Regions from separate parts of the Homo sapiens genome. Here regions 2 and 3 are each linked to region 1. Evidence: read pairs that join two places in POLR2A ChIA-PET (ENCODE). Cell type or tissue: Caco-2. All regions are shown on one strand. Region 1 holds the start of LOC100131496 (a long non-coding RNA gene). Region 2 overlaps NCOA3 (nuclear receptor coactivator 3). Region 3 overlaps SULF2 (sulfatase 2).

Region 1 (4,000 bases):
CTTCTTAATGAATACATGCACCTCTGTGGGTGGTGTGTTTACACATGGTGAGACCTGCCTGGTAGCTCACTGAAGTTTCTTTCTACCAGGATTTCTCAGCCTTGGCACTGTGGACTTTGGGCCTGATCATTCTTTGTCTTAGGGCTGTCCTGTGCATTGTAGAATGTTTAGCAACATCCCTCACCTCTACCCAGTAGATGCCTGTCGCAACTCCTTTTCCTGCCCAGTTGTGACAACCAAAAATGTCCCCAGACATTGCCAGATGTCCCCTGGGTGTGCTGATACTGCTTTCCACTCTTCTAAACACCTGAGCCCCGTAAAAGTGTTTGTTTGATGATGGGGGCGTGTACTGAGCTCCTGCTGTATGCCGGGTACAAGGGATACAGACGTGATCCCTGGCTGGGCAGTGCCCAGGATGCAGTGAGTGTTCCATAAATATTGTCATTATCACCCAGTTTCCCCAAAGCCATTAATAAATACCTTCGTTAAATATGTAAACATGATCAGAAATAATTCAGAGGAGTCCAGCGTTTACTGGGTTTCCTGGGTGTTCCTCCATGTCTCTGCAAACCCAGAAGCCTCAGAGAACAAACTTTTACCCTGGTTCTATTTCTGGTCTCCTTTCACTTGGATTTTGGACCATGCCCGTCTATGCAGACGGGATTCCATCTTTATTCCATTTTATGGCTGCATCATGATGTTTCACATATGGGCATCAATGTTGGTTCCTGTCTGACTTTTCTACAAAGCCCTGTTGCAGTGGCTACCCCGTCTATCCTTCTGTGCACCCATGAGCCCTGTAGACAATAGGACATGTTCTTAGAATCACCCCACTACTATCTGAGTGATGTTAAGCATCTTTATTTATTTATTTTTGAGATGGCATCTTGCTCTGTCACCCCGGCTGGAGTGCAATGGCGTGATCTCGACTCACTGCACTCCAGCCTCCTGGGGTCAAGCGATTCTCCTGCCTCAGCTTCCCCAGTAGGAGTAGCTGGTACCACAGGTGTGTGCCACCACACCCGGCTAATTTTTGTATTTTTAATAGAGACAGGATTTCGCCATGTTGGCCAGGCTGGTCTCGAACTCCTGACCTCAGGTGATCCGCCCGCCTTGGCCTCCCAACGTGTTGGGATTACAGGCGTGAGCCACCATGCACAGCCGCAGCATCTTTACGTGGTGGCTGGCCAGGGTAATTTGGGTGACATGTTGGGTCTGAACTCTTCGCTCCCCAAAGGAATGTGACAAGGTGACTGTGGAGGGCCTGTCCCTTCGTACCTGGCGTTTCAGTAGAGAATTTTGCCTTCTTTAGGTGGCTTTTAGAGATACCATCCAGGGCAGATGGGGACCTTGGTTGGTTAGCAGTGGCGCCTCTTCCTTCATCTGCCCCCTTTCTGAAGCTAATTTCCCTTTGCTTCTCCCAACCCACTTCTGTGCTTCAAATGCTGCCAGCACAGAACTGTCTTTTTGTTTCTGAATTGCCCTCTGACGCCGCGATTCCCCATTGCAGTTTGGAAGCCACTACCACCGGAGATTTCCAGAACCCAAGCCAGGCAGGGGCTGGATAAATAGTGCCAACGGGTGTCAGCCACCAGAACCAGCTCCTCAGCCAGCCACAATGTAAAGGCCAGAGGCAACCGGTTTCTCCACATTCTTTGTGGTGTTCCGGTCGAGTTTGAAGGGCCTCATGTACACATGTTGGAGGGAGCCTTTGGGGCCTGGGCCTGCTGAGGGGGTGGGTGGGTGGTGGGCAGTGCGTTCTCACAGGGAGTCGGATCCTGCCTCAGTAAAATTGGAAAGAACTTGGCATTCTTGATCCAGGAAATTCCTGTTGCGATGTTGTCGTTTTTCCAGAGGGCCTCATCCCAGCTGGGGAGGAGAAAGGGCCGCGGTTGCTATTGCCTCTAGTTGTTGAGGGCTAAACACTGAATTCAATTGTAAATCAGCCTCTTTTCTGTAGATTGAAGCAATTTCTGTCCTGCCAGGCGAGTTTGGAAGTTCGCCTTTTACATATGAATGTGCCCTTTAATCACCACTTCTGCATTATTGAGAGAAGGGTGGAGGAGGCTGTGTCTAGTGGGAAAGGATTATACCTCAAGTATAAAAGATGGGTTTTCTCATTTCTAGGAGAGGGGCATCAGAACTGGAGAATCTGAAACAATTACTAAAAATGTTAAAAACAACTTCAAAATGCAAACCACAGCTGTTTCCCTCCCCCCAGGCTCCCTTCTGATATTGTCACCTCGGCCAGCAGAACAACTGCAGTTCCTCGTATTTATTCACAATCCCACGAAATCAATGGCTCTTCGGTGCACTGCACCGGAGACTTTCAGCTCAGCCGAGCTGCTGTTGAGGGTGATAAATTATAGGCGAAAGCCCGGGGACATGAAGGCAAGTCGCTGGGTTTCAGACTGCCTGATTGCAAAGAGGTGACAGTGTCCTTGCCCCGCCGGGCGACCTAATGCGTACAAGACCGGGGCTGGCCTGGTAAGTGGTGACTCTTAGCCTGTTCTCTTTGCTTCTTCCTCCTCCCCCTGGGAGAGGCCGCTGAGGATCCGGAAGCAGGAATGTCTGCTGTGGGTGAGCCTCTGTTCTCTTTTGAACAAGAGAGGCTAGGCCCTCTGAGCAGCCGCACTTTCTCAATGGCAGGTAAGTGCCTCCTCTTGGCGTTCCCTGCCCCTCGCATGTTCTGCCTCCGAGGTACTTGATGTTCCTGGTGAAATGCCATTTTCCCCAAGTTGAGAGTGACCTTTCATTCCACAGCCTCATTTCCATTCCAGCCCTCCCTATCCCGGCTCTGGATGAGAAGTTCCTGTTGATTTGCAGAGATTCTTTATAAGCACAGTTCAGGCCAGTGCAGTCCTCTGGAGGAGAGGGCTCAGCCCGGCAGCTCTGGCAGGCCCAAGTCAGCCAGGGTGCAGACCGGTCCTCGAGTTTCTGTGGGTCTAAGAGACGGTCAGCGTTGGAGGAAATAATCATTTGCTAATGCGAGCGGTTTTCATTTACAAGTTCCTCCTGGCTTAGGCATTCTCTGCTGCGAGGACAATTTTGCTTCCTCCCCACCCCCAACCTTTGCTCCTGATTTCTTACTTCTATGCTCTGCCAGGAGGAAATTCCGGACTTTTGTCTCTTTATGATGTAATTACTGGTTGGGGAGGGCCCCAAATATTCCTGGGGAAGGGAGGCCTGTTTGGGTACCTGCTCTGTGTCTTTGGGAAACGCTTTGAAGTGATTAACCATGCTCTGCTTTGCTGCTTCTGGGGGAGCAGCAGTGTGTGGTCATGTTTGAAGTAGGCCAAGGGGAGGACTGGTGATTACGAAAAGGGCTGTAGAGCAGGCCTCTGCTTCTGACCCTGCCTTCACAGTTACTGGGGGAAACCTGGCATTTTCAGTCTGATTGAAATGCAGAAATCCTGTCCTGGGCTGATTCTGGTCTCCAGTCTACACAGGCCGGTGTTTTCCATAGCTTTGAACTTGTGGAATTGATTTAACATGCTCCTTCCAGAAAGCAAGCTGTGTTTTTGGAGTGGGGGGCGGTAGTCGGGGAGGAGGTGGAAGAGAAGCAAGAAAAGGAGGAAGAGTGATTGGTTAAAAAAAATACAGTTACCCATTAGTTACCATTGAATAGGTGCTTACTATTTGCCAGGTATTATACTAAGAGCTTTACGTGAATTAACTCATTGACTTCTTCGATAACTTTACAAGGTACCACTTGTAAAGTGGTAAACTCTCTGAGGCACAGAGAGGTTAAGTTGCCTTTTTACGGTCACACTGCAGGGGAGAGCACAGCCAGGTTCTGCATGCATTTTGACGCCAGAAAGCTGATTCCCCACCACTGTGGCATCCTGCCTCTCTGTCGTTTGCAACCTGGCCCATGAGAGCATATGCCTTGACCTATGTGTCCTGGTTTGCCCGGGACCCAGCTAAGCACATGGTTGGTTGCCCTACTCCTGTGGCCTGTCATGCCTGTCTCAGCCTGTGGACCAAGCTTCTCTTTTCG
Region 2 (4,000 bases), 260 kb before region 1:
CTTATGCAAAATGCTTAGAAGCATAAGTGTCTCGAATTTTTTTCAGATTTCTTAAATATTTGCATATGCATACTGAGATATCTAGGGGAAGAAACCCAAGTCCAAACATAAAATTCATTTATGTTACTTATACACACAGCCTGAAGGTAATTTTATATAATATTTTTAATAATTTTGTGCACCAAAGTTGTAGCTTTTTTCTTTTTCTTTTTGAGACAGGATCTCACTCTGTGCCCAGACTGGCTGGAGTGTGGTGGTATGGTCATGGCTCACCTCAGCCTCGACCTCCGAGGCTCAAACAATACTCCCACATCAACTACCCAAGGAGCTGGGACTACAGGCACACACCATCATACCCAGCTAATTTTTATATTTTTTGTAGAGACAGGGTTTCACCATGTTGCCCAGGCTGGCCTTGAACTCCTGAGCTCAAGTGATCTGTCTGCCTCGGCCTCCCAAAGTGTTGGGATTACAGGTGTGAGCCACCATACCGGACCGAATGTTATGTTTTTTAACTTGAATTTTTATGCTATCCAATTTAATTCGTGTAAGATGAACGGAGAAAAGGTAGGCAGAACTTCTGTAAAGAACCTCTAAGATCTTCTGGCCCTGTTTTAAATCAGGTTTGACTTCTAAAATGGTTCTCTTATGTTTTTTCCTTTATTAGGAAAGACGAAGGAGGGTCATGGGGTGGGGTTAGCACCTAAGGAACAAAAGAGGTGGGATAAGGAAAGGATTTTTTGGGGGGATGGGGGTGGGGGATGGAGTTTCACTCTGTTGCACAGGCTAGAGTGCAGTGGGGCATGATCTCGGCTCATTGCAACCTCTGCCTCCCGGGTTAAAGCGATTCTCCTGCCTCAGCCTCCCGAGTAGCTGGGATTACAGGTGCATGCCACCATGCCCAGCTAATTTTTGTAGAGACAGGGTTTCACTACATTGGCCAGGCTGGTATCGAACTCTTGACCTCAAGAAATCTGCCCACCTCGGCCTCCCAAAGTGCTGGGATTACAGGCATGAGCCACCGTGCCCGGCCAGGAAAGGAATTTGAGTCAGAAAGTATCTAGTAGCATAATGGACCTAGGAAACAATTACTGCTGCCTCGTGTAGAAGGTGGTGAGAGGGCCTAGATTAATACTCCAGTGTTATAGTGCTGGTCTTCGTACTTCTCAAAGGAATGCTGACCCTGCCAATCTGCACCCTTGGACCCAAATGTTAACTGCTGGACCCCCAGGTGGAAGATCATGTAAAGTCAGCATGCCCAGATGAACAAAGAATGCAACCATGGGTGGAATCTAAATGATCAAACTGAGGAACAGCGAATGAATAAGAGCAGACACCACATGGCAGGACAGAAGATGCAACCAAATCAAGCCTTGACATCATCCCATGGCAGGATCCACTCAGATCACACCTCATTACTCTCCAAATATAAAACCTGCACCCAAACTCTAGTTCAGAGAGGCAGATTTGAGCCCAACTCCTGTCTCCTTACACAGCAGCCTTGCAATAAACTTTTCTTCCTACAAAAACTTGGTGCTTAGTGTTCAGCTTTCCATTGCATACACAGAAAAATAGACCCAGTTCAGTTCAGTAACACAAAGACAAGCCAGGTACAAAATTCTCCCCTCCAAGGAAGTGTATAATTAAACCAGAGAGATTCGCAAATAGTCACAGAACAATGATTGGCTTGCCTACCAGGAACCTGGAAAGGAGTACTACTATATACCAGGATCCTGTAAGTATAGAACTGTTAGTAAATTTGCTGGTGAGTTAAACTTGTCTGGAAAAAAGATTCTGCAAAGGCAACAATCCTAGCAGATTTCTTAGGACAGTATTTTTTTTCTTTATCAAAAACAAGATTATCCCTTTTCACAATTCAGATTTTCATCAATCACACATACAAAAACCAAATCATACTGACATAAAACTAAATGTGAGAAGTTCCAGAAACATTAGACATCTGAGAAGGTAACAGGGACATTAAATTTTCTAGTAGAATTAATGGTTTACTGATGACATCTACATTACCAAAACCTGCATCACCAGGCCAGGCATGGCAGCGCACACCTGTAACGCCAGCTACTCAGGAGGCTGAGGCAGGAAGATTGCTTGAGCTCAGGAATCTGAGTCCATCTTGGACAACATGGCCCCTGTTTTAGTTTTAGGTTTTTATTTTAAGCCTTCATCACCAGAGACCTAAAAGGACGTGAGGGGAAATCAAACATCAAATTAAGCCTTGTTAATAGCTAGTCTGAGAAGATATGCCTCAAAGCCAGAACAAAGAATAAAATTGGGGAGAGGAGTTGATACACAGGAAAATCCAAACTATATAATATATAATGCTTGGAAACACCAACAGGGCAAAAAGCAGCCACTGAATATTATAAACATGTTTTTCTTTTACTGTTGAACATGAAAAGGGGCAAGGATTCTACAATTAATCATATTAAACCCATTGTTCTTTCCAAGCTCCCACTGGCACTGCTCCCAGGATCTCCTTCCTCACTTCCCTAAAATCACAGAAAAGGGGAGCCACTGTCACTGGGAAAAGCTAGCTGTTGCTCAATAATCTTCAAAGTACTACAGAGTAGACTGGGTCACCAAATGAATTTCAGGTTAAAGGCTGCAAAATATTAGTGTTAAATTTAACGTCAAAATCCAACACTTTTGCAGTTGGGATTATTTATCAAGTGATAAGTATCTTTGATCAAAACTCTAACCACAGGTTTCACTTGCAACAATCAACTACAGCTAATCTGTAGCTATAATGAAAGGAGAAGACCAAATGCAAGTTGAAAATCATATGAACATTTCAAGTTATATAAAATGGGGCTGGGTGCAGTGGCTCATGCCTGTAATCCTAGCATTTTGGGAGGCCGAGGTGGGCAGATCACCTGAGGTCAGGAGTTCGAGACCAGCCTGGCCAACATGGCTAAACCCCATCTCTACTAAAAATACAAAAAGTAGCTGGGTGTGGTGGTGGGCGCCTGTAGTTCCAGCTACTCGGGAGGCCGAGGCAGGAGAATCGCTTGAACCCCGTAGGCAGAGGTTGCAGTGAGCTGAGATCGCGCCACTGCACTCCAGCCTGGGCAACAGAGCAAGACTCTGTCTTAAAAAATAATAATAATAAAGTTATATAAAATGGTACCACTTTTTTTGAGCTATATAAACTTAACTCAGTTTAAGAATTTTTTTTTCCCATTACTTAGTCCATTATTGTATGTTCAATTAAGTAAAAATGTATTTGCTTCCCAGGAGAACATTGGTAAGACATTTATAACAATCTTTTTTAAATGCTATAATCTTCTTGATAAGGGAGTGGGGGACAAGGAATTATTTCAAATTACAGCATATGCATGTCTAGTAAAATAAAGACAGGTATTACCACATATCTTGTGATATATACTAGAAAGAATCAAGCTGACTTATAATGTATTCTACATATTTAATAAATTAAACATTTAGTTCTATACGGAATCAGCCTGAAAATTCATAATAACGCAGTGAAAACAGACGCCTTGGCTTCTGAAAACCTAGATTTTGTAAAGTCCTGCTTCTTGAAATGATCTTGTGTTAGATTTTAATTCGATTTCAATTAAATGCTTGCTGTGTATCTATTAGAATCAGGCACTGCACTGGCACTTGGAAATAAGCAAATCACAGTTGCTGCCATCAATTAATTAGGAAAAGGGAAGCAGGTATAAACAGACCTAAAGTTCCTAAAATGAAAGCTATGTTCATTCAGTAAGCATCTGCTAAGCATCCATGTGCCACATTGTGCTAGACACCATGGATAAAAGGAAGAATTAAAAAGACCAGAGTCCCATGAGAGTATAAGGAAAGAATAGAGAAAAACTACCCTGCCTTTTTCATGGGGTTGTTAACTGTTCAACACTATTTACATGTGAAAGCAAGACAAATCCAAAACCATTTATCTCAGCCAAAGGGGGAGGCATTAATTGTACAATTTCTGCAATTATGTCCAGAGTTGTCATAACCA
Region 3 (4,000 bases), 350 kb before region 1:
TAGGTTCACAGTGTTGCACACCTCTACCTAGTTCCAAAACATTTCATCACCCCAAAAGGGAACCCCGTACCCACAAAGCAGTCACTCCTCACTACCCTCTCCCCCAGCCCCTGGCAATCACCAATCTTCTTTCTGCCGCTATAGATTTACCTATTCTGGGTAGTTCCTATAAATAGAATGTAACAATACGAGCCCGCTTTGTGTCTGGCTGGTTTCACTCCGCCTGCTTTTGACATTCATCCACGCTCTAGCGTGAATCAGAACCTCGCTCCTGGTTCTGGTCGCATATTCCGTTGTACAGATGATGTACCGCCATTTGTTTACCCGCAAGCAGCTCTCGCTTGAAATCCTCTTGAGTCAGTGGCTTCTTGGCTCCAGGACTTCCGTCTTGCCGGTGTGATCACCTCGAGGCCCTCCCCTGCGGTCCAGGATCTGCGAGCAGGCGGGTAGATTCCACGACCCCTCGAGTCGCAGGCAAAGCTGAGCCTCATGCTTGGAAGCCCGGCCCTATCTTGATGAAGGACCCACTGCCCTGGGAGCCTGGCCAGCCTTTCCTGCCTCCCTAACTCTGCCACTCCTCTAATGCCCACAGAGTACAAGGCCAGCTATGTCCGCAGTCGCTCCATCCGCTCAGTGGCCATCGAGGTGGACGGCAGGGTGTACCACGTAGGCCTGGGTGATGCCGCCCAGCCCCGAAACCTCACCAAGCGGCACTGGCCAGGGGCCCCTGAGGACCAAGATGACAAGGATGGTGGGGACTTCAGTGGCACTGGAGGCCTTCCCGACTACTCAGCCGCCAACCCCATTAAAGTGACACATCGGTGAGTGTCCAGGTGGAAGTCGAGGGTGAAGGGGACAGGACAGACCTCGGCAAAGGGCTTCCCACACCTCTTGGGCCCCTGAGGACCAAGATGACAAGGATGGTGGGGACTTCAGTGGCACTGGAGGCCTTCCCGACTATTCAGCCGCCAACCCCATTAAAGTGACACATCGGTGAGTGTCCAGGTGGAAGTCGAGGGTGAAGGGGACAGGACAGACCTCGGCAAGGGCTTCCCACACCTCTTGGGCACCTGGGCTGCTCCCCCTCCACCACCTCCGAGCCACACGTGATCCCTTCTCTCAAGCAGGTGCTACATCCTAGAGAACGACACAGTCCAGTGTGACCTGGACCTGTACAAGTCCCTGCAGGCCTGGAAAGACCACAAGCTGCACATCGACCACGAGGTGAGTGGAGAGCGGGAGAGGAGCATGCTCTCGGCCACCACGGGCCTGGCAGGACCCCCGGTTCACAGTGGGAGGGCAGTGAGGCCAGACCCAGGGAAGAGGCTGGAGAGGTGAAGTGAGGTCCCCACAGATTCCTCAACGCGGGGATAGGTGTCAGTCCCAGCATGAGACAGATAGCTTCCTGCCCAGGCCGTCTGAGGGACGATGGCTTAGCCACGTTGTCCCCCTTTTGACTTACAAGAAGTCTACGCTACAGGAGGCCTTTCATCAAACCCAGGGGAGACACTGGAGGCCTCAGTGGGCTCAGCGGGTTCCTGCGCAGGCCAGGCCGGAAAAATGACTCGGTTCCCTTGCAAGGGCTGGCTGGAGGAGAAGGCGGGCTTCCTTCAGGCAGAACAAGTACCTCCTCCCCACCCAGACATGCCGGTGCTTGCCCTGGGGCCCGGGGAGTGCAGGCTGCCGCTGCTGAGCACAGACACGGCAGCGTGGGGGCAGTCACCAGGCCAAGTCTTTGTTGTCCAGCCTTGAAGGTTTCAAGGCCTCCTCTTCTGCCCCTCCCTCAGATTGAAACCCTGCAGAACAAAATTAAGAACCTGAGGGAAGTCCGAGGTCACCTGAAGAAAAAGCGGCCAGAAGAATGTGACTGTCACAAAATCAGGTGAGGCAGTAGCAAAGGGACCTCCCTAAGACCCCACTCTCCTACAGGACAGTTCAGTTCATCCCCTCTCGTGATTGACCCCTTTCATTTTTTATTTTTATCTTTATCTTCTCCCCTCATGGCATTAAAAAAATCCGTAATTTACCTCCCTGTTGTCAGCCAGTGTGGCACACGGACCTGCTCCTCAGCCAGGCTGGCGCCCAGATTCCAGTACTGCTAGCAAGAGACCCGTGCTGGCTGCGCAGAGCCGGCTCCAGGCCGGAAAAGTGCCTCTGCCGATTGCCCTTTCAGAAATCCCCCATGTGGTTTGAGGTCCATGTTCCCGGCTTAGGGGTCCCCTGGCCCAAAGGACTGAACTCTAGAACAGCTCTAATAGAACATTCTGTGCTGACGGAAATGGGCTATATCTGCACTACACCACACGTGGCTGGTGCATACTTAAAATTTTGGCTAGTGTCACTAAGGAGCCAAATTTTTTATTTTGCTTAATTCAAATTGAAGTAGCCACCTGTGGCCAGTGGCTACCATACTGGACAGCACAGCTGTAGAAGCCCTGCTGTCTTTCCAGAAAGTGTTGCAAAACACAGGCTTCCCTGTGTTGACCCCGACCAAGTGTGAGTAGGCAGGGTGGTGAGGGAACCAACCTCAAGATGCTGAGGCTTTGACATGTAAAATTAACCATCAAAAAAGAAAGGAAAAAGGATGCTGAGGCTGATGCACCTAAAGCCAGGCCCAGCTTCTAGTCGTGGCTAAATTACAATTAACCCAACCTGCTAAAGTCTAGCAAAAGTCCAGGCAGAGTCCTGGCTCATGCTTGGAGAAAGAAGCCACTCAGGCAGGCACCTGCTGCCCTGAGGATAGGGTCATGCCCTACCCACCACCACCCCAGAAGGAGGGACAGGGGTGGGGCAGCAGCAACACATGGGAGTCCCAGAAATCACAGCTTGCACCTGCCAGCGGAGCCCTCTGAGCCACTCCTGAAGCCTGGGGCTGGGGGGGTCTGTTACAGCTACCACACCCAGCACAAAGGCCGCCTCAAGCACAGAGGCTCCAGTCTGCATCCTTTCAGGTAAGAGCAGCTTGAGGTCCTGGGGAAGAGATGCAGAGGCCTGCATGAGGAGGTGGCCCTCCCTTAAGCTAAAACTCAGAAGAAAAGGAAAGAAGTCCAGGCCCTTCCCTGGGAAGTCCACGGTAGCCCTCGAAGAGGCCTTACTTCCCAATCAACACTGAGCGGGCCTCCGACGCCCCCTTGTGGCTAAATGGGGTTACCGCAACTCCACCAAGCAGGGCAGGACACAGGAAGGAGGGGAAAGGGGTGTCAACAGGAGTCCCAGTAGCTGCCTGGTTCTGTCCCCAGCTTGTGCCCCCTTGGGAGTTAAAGTAGAATGACAAGACCCAGGTTCTGGTCCCGGCTCTGCCTTGGAGCAGCACTGGGACTTGGGACCCTGAATTGCTATGCCCATGGCTCTCTGTTGGAGAAGCCTCAGCGAAGCCCTTAGGTGGACAGGAAGAGCAGAGACATGGGGTCACTGATCCCTCAGAGGCCCAAGGTGTGTGTGGCCCTCTGCGCCCATAGGAAGGGCCTGCAAGAGAAGGACAAGGTGTGGCTGTTGCGGGAGCAGAAGCGCAAGAAGAAACTCCGCAAGCTGCTCAAGCGCCTGCAGAACAACGACACGTGCAGCATGCCAGGCCTCACGTGCTTCACCCACGACAACCAGCACTGGCAGACGGCGCCTTTCTGGACACGTGAGCAAGCCCAGGGCAGGGGTGGACAGGCTGAGGCCCAGGGGTTCAAGAAACTTCTCCACTTAGTGACCCAGACCTCTCTCAGAAAGGGGGTCCCCAACACCAGGGGTCCACGGTGCTCGGGACAGCCTCTTGGCATTTGACGAACTGGTTTTAGGGGCTGTCCCTGACAGGAATCACTGTTGGCAGATGGGGCCTCCTCCCGCAGGCACTCAGGACATGCTCTCTCTTCCTTGGCAGTGGGGCCTTTCTGTGCCTGCACCAGCGCCAACAATAACACGTACTGGTGCATGAGGACCATCAATGAGACTCACAATTTCCTCTTCTGTGAATTTGCAACTGGCTTCCTAGAGTACTTTGATCTCAACACAG

What was found. Peaks named below come from ENCODE experiments on the same cell type or tissue, not always from the same donor. Only the 100,000 strongest peaks of a DNase experiment are listed, where the experiment ranks them.
Region 2: POLR2A ChIA-PET joins it to region 1 with 6 read pairs; 3 of 35 experiments call an interaction of 5 or more read pairs at or near these places.
Region 3: POLR2A ChIA-PET joins it to region 1 with 8 read pairs; 2 of 35 experiments call an interaction of 5 or more read pairs at or near these places.

Annotation. Positions count from the first base shown.
Region 1 is chr20:47,317,600-47,321,599 of GRCh38, reverse strand. All of the region lies in intron 2 of ZMYND8 (zinc finger MYND-type containing 8), which reads left to right. It overlaps LOC100131496 (a long non-coding RNA gene), which reads right to left and starts at 3,098. Exons shown (of 1, transcript NR_024594.1): 1 at 846-3,098. RefSeq lists enhancers at 1,442-2,360, 2,361-3,277, 3,278-4,000, 3,661-4,000. In Caco-2, no CTCF peak of the experiment used is centred here; DNase peaks (open chromatin) are centred at 59, 1,639, 2,489, 3,209 and 1 weaker place; H3K4me3 peaks cover 184 bases.
Region 2 is chr20:47,577,316-47,581,315 of GRCh38, reverse strand. All of the region lies in intron 1 of NCOA3 (nuclear receptor coactivator 3), which reads right to left. Among named protein-coding and RNA genes, the nearest start is that of NCOA3, 77 kb to the right of the region's middle. In Caco-2, no CTCF peak of the experiment used is centred here; no DNase peak of the experiment used is centred here.
Region 3 is chr20:47,663,081-47,667,080 of GRCh38, reverse strand. It overlaps SULF2 (sulfatase 2), which reads left to right. Exons shown (of 21, transcript NM_001387048.1): 12 at 593-821; 13 at 1,128-1,224; 14 at 1,788-1,882; 15 at 2,892-2,951; 16 at 3,459-3,628; 17 at 3,869-4,000. Among named protein-coding and RNA genes, the nearest start is that of SULF2, 120 kb to the left of the region's middle. RefSeq lists enhancers at 293-1,276, 1,277-2,262, 2,796-2,845, 2,876-3,015, 3,826-3,875. In Caco-2, a CTCF peak has its summit at 3,143 (motif pointing left); DNase peaks (open chromatin) are centred at 630, 1,640, 3,130, 3,590 and 1 weaker place.